Linked DNA regions of Homo sapiens: region 1 is linked to region 2. A link is an interaction called in ENCODE POLR2A ChIA-PET data of the cell type or tissue named here. Cell type or tissue: Panc1. All regions are shown on one strand. Links, peaks and the distances in the headings refer to the core of each region. The heading gives the core; the rest is flanking DNA.

Region 1 (2,921 bases), core at 220-2,719, 180 kb after region 2:
GGGAGGCCAAGGCGGGCAGATCATGAGATCAGGAGATCGAGACCATCCTGGCTAACACGGTGAAACCCCATCTCTACTAAAAATACAAAAAATTAGCTGGGCGTGGTGGCGGGCACCTGTAGTCCCAGCCACTCGGGAGGCTGAGGCAGGAGAATGGCGAGAACTCGGGAGGCAGAGCTTGCAGTGAGCCAAGATCGCACCACTGCACGCCAGCCTGGGCGACAGAGCAAGATTCCGTCTCAAAAAAAAAAAAGGAAAAAAGAAAAAAAGAAATCTCACACATAGAGCCACAGACCTATGTAGGGAAGAAATTATTTCTTTTGGGAAAATAAAAAGCCAGCTAAACTTCTTCATGCTCTGGGTATTAATTTTTGTTAGAATAAGAGTTTGATCTACTCCAGATGTAATCTTCTGTGATCCAGCAAATATGACAGTTCAGGATTAAGAGACCTTTAATGTTAATTTCATTACTTTTTATGTTGTAATTGAAAGTCACATAAAAATGTACTCTGCTTCCTAGAAACTTTGCCACAGATACACACACACACACACACACACACACACACACACACACACACCACTCATACAAAATGATACAAAATTATGATAAGTATTTGGTTACTTTCATTTTATAGAAATAAATGGTTATTTAAGCATGTAAGAAGTACGTGGTTAAAGTACTTATCCAGAACATTTAATGCATACAAAAGATATTCTATTTACTAAAAAAGATATAATCACAATATTTTTCGAACCTCAATAAAATTCTCAAGTCATCTGAATTTTCTCCTTCTTTTACAGAGGGATGTTTGTCATATTTTATACTGATAAGAGTCTAAGAATTGCTGAGGACAAACCATGTATATTAAAAGTACGGTTGAATACTGTCTTCTAGACTCAGCAAAAAAAGTTCAACTAGTATTGACTCTCTGATATATGACATGTTATCTTGTAATCAGAATAGTAGTTAATATATCAAATAATATGCTGCATTCTATGATGGTAATAAAATGAAATTTCTGTAACTTTATTATTTTGACATATGTATGAATTTTCAATTGTCCATTTAAAACTTTTGAAATATAAATGCTGTGTATTCTAAAGATTTCTTTGTGGCTCATTTTTCTCTTGTTTGAGGGCTTAAGCTCTGCATGTCAGCTACGTACCAAGCAGCTGTTGCTAGGATGTATCTGTTTCCATAGCAATAGATGAACTCTTCAGATACATCTAGAATTCCCCCTCTTTTCTCTATCCCTCAATCCCTTGTCCATCCATATGTAAATCAGTATCCAAATCTCTAACTGCAACAGAATTATTCCAAGTGATAATATCTGTATTTAACATCCGTGTATGTAGTGTTGTCCATTATAGAATTTTTTTCTTTAATCTCTGCATTCTTTTCTCAAGATGTTTATATTGTGTAGAAATTCCTGTGATTTGGAGATTAACACTGTGCCAAGTTGATAAAGATCAAAAACATTTTCTGCCAAGGCACTTTTCAGAAACAGTAATTAATAGGAGAAAACAGCTAGGTGCAAATGGTCTTCCTCTTCCTCTTCCTCTTCCTCTTCTTCTTCTTCTTCTTCTTCTTCCTTCTCCTCTTCCTCTTCCTCTTCCTCTTCCTCTTCTTCTTCTTCTTCTTCTTCTTCTTCTTCTTCTTCTTCTTCTTCTTCTTCTTCTTCCTCTTCTTCTTCTTCTTCTTCTTCTTCTTCCTTCTCCTTCTCCTTCTTCTTCTTCTTCAGCATTCATTATGGAACAAAGAACATGTTACAAAAGTAACAGGCAATATATGCCATGCGGATTTGGGCCAATCCCTTTTGGACTCAAGCCTGAATTTCAAACATCAGTTTAGGTTGACCCTTCTGAAAGATTTCTGGGCTTTCCAAAGTTCTAAAGGTCTTGGTGTGAAGTGTCACCGTTTCTCTGGCTGTGAAGAGAGCTGTGATGTGATTGCCCCCAGTGGACCTAAAATTGTCACTACAGGTCTTCTTACCTTTCTATTTTTTTTTTTTTTTAAGTTTTCATTCAGGAGCTTCAGGCACTGACAACAGTTATTGCAGAAAAAGGAAAGCAGTAGAGCTATCACTAGACACCTGCCACTACGCTAAATAATCCCTGCCAAGTGCTAAACAGACTGTGAACTCAGCAATATCTGGGAACAATAGAAAAAGTAAAGACAGGGACAGATAGAAATCTCTAAAACTAATATTTGAGTTGATTCCTGGAGGCAAAACCTTGTTTTGTGAAAAGAGATTTGACACTGGCTTTTTTACATGACTTTATACTTTCTGAGGGTAAATAACCATGCTTTCTGCTTCATGTTGTGATTCAAATGCAGCCTCTCTCCTGGGCAAGAAGCAACCCTGCTTCCCTAACTATCCATCTTCCCTAGAGGCAGGAAGGAAAGAAACATGATGTTCTTAATCAAACAATGCCCACTTGTGCTCAAGTTGTCTATGACGAAAGAACATATGTTGATTATATAAGTATTAAGTTCATTAACAATTGTTTATCTTATTTTTCATTCAAAATACACAAATTTTATATTATGTCTCTGGCACTGCTTTTATCTATAGAGAAAAGAAATATGAACAATTAAAAATTATCTTACTAATATGTTTTCTTATTAAAAATGTATTATGCTTGTAGTTAACAATACTGTATTGTACACTTAAAATTGTTAGGAGGGTAGATATAACCTTAAGTGTTCCCACAAAATAAAAATTTTTAAAAATCCATTAGAGATACATAATTATATTTTTGATCCATGTATATAAATATATTAGGGATGAAGTTGGGAATTTGAAGCAATATGTTAGTAGAGATTATGTAATCTATTTTTTCTTATCTGTAATTTCTTCAATGTTACTTTTGTAAAGGGAAGTTAAAAAAGTAGCTTTTAAAAAAATACTGCCTTATTT
Region 2 (2,921 bases), core at 298-2,797:
ACAAATGAGATCTAATTAATTCTGCACAGCAAAAGAAACTGTTATCAGAGTGAACAGGCAACCTACAGAAAGGAGAAATTTTTTGCAATCTACCCACGTGACAAAGGTCTAACATCCAGAATTTACAAGGAACTTAAATAAATCTACAAGAAAAAAACAACCCCATTGAAAAGTGGACAAAAGATATGAATGGACACTTCTCAAAAGAAGACATTTATGCAACCAAAAGACATATGAAAAAAAGCTCAACATCGCTGATCATCAGAGAAATGCAAATCAAAACGACAATGAGATACCATCTCACACCAGTTAGAATGGCGATCATTAAAAAGTCAGGAAACAATAGATGCTGGCAAGGTTGTGGAGAAATAGGAACGCTTTTACGCTGTTGGTGGAAGTGTAAATTAGTTCAGCCATTGTGGAAGACAGTATGGCAATTCCCCAAGGATCTAGAAGGAAATACCATTTGACCCAGCAATCCTATTATTGGGTATCTACCCAAAGGAATATAAGTCATTCTACTATAAAGACACATGCACCTGTATGTTTATTGCAGCACTATTTACAATAGCAAAGACATGGAACCAACCCAAATGCCCATCAATGAGAGACTGGATAAAGAAAATGTGGTATATATACACACCATGGAATACTATGCAGCCATAAAAAAGAATGAGATCATGTCCTTTACAGGGACATGGATGAAGCTGGAAGCCATCATCCTCAGCAAACTAACACAGGCAACAGAAAACCAAATATTGCCATGTTCTCACTCATAAATGAGATTTGAGCAATGAGAACACATGGACACAGAGAGGGGAATAACAAACACCAGGGCCTGTTGGGGGATGGAGGGTGAGGGGAGTGAACTTAGAGGATGGGTCAGTAGATGCACCAAACCACCATGGAACGTGTATAGCTATGTAACAAAGCTGCACATTCTGCACATGTATCACATTTTTTTTAGAATAAATTTTTCTAAAAAGTCAAAGGAAGAAATGAGCAGTGTCCTTCTTCCCATTCAAGAGTAATGTCTGTCTCTGAGCTTGTTCACTTACTCCACCTGACATTTACAATGAGCCTATCATGGGCCAGCTACTGTGCTGGAGGCAATAGAGAACAGGACCCAACATCCCTGGGCTTGCTGACCATCAGGGAGGAGAAGACACATTAAATTAACTGTGAAGCAGATTAGGAAAGGGAAAGTAAGCAGCTCTGGACACAGAGCAGGGAACACTAACTGTGTTTCCTGTAAAAGTACTCACCAGGGAACTGATGTTAAAACTGAGACCTGAAGGAAGAGTAGGATTTAGTAAGATAAATAGAGAGAGAGAGACCAGAGATCCAGGCAGATGAAAGAGGATGTTCAAAGACATGGAATCAAGAAAAACAGAATGGGCCATTTGAAGACCTGCAATAACTTTAGTACCCTGGAGCCACTGAAGGGAGAGTGGTGGCCAGGCTGCTTCATACTGGTTAAGGATGAGGCTAGAAATGCAAGTACCACACAGATGATTCAGGGCTTACATTTAAAGTCAACTTTTTGAGACTGGAGTAGTTTTTTTAGAGTTATGGGAAGTCATTTAAGTTTCATTCAGGAAGTGACCCTTGGTGATGACTCACACTTTTAAAATGTCATATGTCCAGGAATTGTTTATTGAATGCTAAACAGACCTAAGAGATCAAAACAAATTTCTGGTGCATTTTCTTGAATAGTTCTGTCATCTTTAGTACTGTTCTACAAATTCCATCCCACTTTGCCTCCCTGAATGGTGATCTCTATTTCTATTTATTTATTTATTTATTTATTTATTTATTTATTTATTTTTAGACGGAGTTTTGCTCTTGTTGCCCAGGCTGGAGTGCAACGGCACGATCTCAGCTCACCACAACCTCGGCCTCCCGGGTTCAAGCAATTCTCCTGCCTCAGCCTCCCGAGTAGGATTACAGGCATGCACCACCATGCCCGGCTAATTTTGTATTTTTAGTAGAGATGGGGTTTCTCCATGTTGGTCAGGCTGGTCTCGAACTCCCGACTTAAGGTGATCCTCCCGCTTCGGCCTCCCAAAGTGCTGGGATTACAGGCATGAGCCAGGGCGCCTGGGTGATCTCTGTTTCTTTGATTCAGTGAGGCCTCTTGTGAGACAGCGAGATGGGAGGGGCTCCCAGGCAAAACTGCAACCTGCCTGTGTACTGGAGTGGAGACACAGAAGATCATGCCCTTTGTACCAGGGGAGGAGCCTGACCCCTCCTCTTCTTGTGTGGAACCTGGGATTCAAACAGCAAGGCAAGAAGTGCACAAGCAGGGACTCTGGCCTTGAGGAGAGTCCTTTTCCCTGCCCTGCCTTTTTTTTTTTCCTTTCACCCAATAAAAACCCTGCTTTACTCACCCTTCAAACTGTCTGCGAGCCTAAACTTTCACGACCATGGGACAAGAACCCTGTCTTCAGCTGAACTAAGGAAAAGTCCTGCAACGCTTACTCTGTTCAGAATTTCCTCCCTGCATCCCCACTGGGAAAGTGCCTCCAAGTTCTCCGTGCTTCCCTGCTCTTAGGGATCACAGTCCTGACCTGCTGGTTGTCCGATGTCTAAAAATGGTTGCCACATATATTCTGTAGTTTTCTACTTGTTCATAGTGGAATAGTAAGTCTGGTTCCAGTTACTCCATTGTGGCAGGGAACAGTCTCTGTCTGCTGTTTCTACTTAGATGATATGTGTATTTTGGAGGTTTCAGGGGAGCCATACTCTCTCTCCCCAACTCACTCCTCTGAACCACCAATGGAAGCAACTAGCTCAAAACTGTCTAATAATTTTAGAGGTTTCACCAAAAAAAGCAAATTTATATTAATTGTATTCAGTTTACTGTTGCAGAGAAATGCATGCTATTTTAAACAATAAAAGCAACTACATTATGATCTATT

What was found. Peaks named below come from ENCODE experiments on the same cell type or tissue, not always from the same donor. Only the 100,000 strongest peaks of a DNase experiment are listed, where the experiment ranks them.
Region 1: POLR2A ChIA-PET joins it to region 2 with 6 read pairs; 2 of 35 experiments call an interaction of 5 or more read pairs at or near these places.

What each region holds. Positions count from the first base shown.
Region 1 is chr6:153,961,581-153,964,501 of GRCh38, forward strand. No RefSeq gene overlaps it. Among named protein-coding and RNA genes, the nearest start is that of OPRM1, 76 kb to the right of the region's middle. In Panc1, for the core only: no CTCF peak of the experiment used is centred there; no DNase peak of the experiment used is centred there.
Region 2 is chr6:153,785,206-153,788,126 of GRCh38, forward strand. No RefSeq gene overlaps it. Among named protein-coding and RNA genes, the nearest start is that of OPRM1, 250 kb to the right of the region's middle. In Panc1, for the core only: no CTCF peak of the experiment used is centred there; a DNase peak (open chromatin) is centred at 1,614.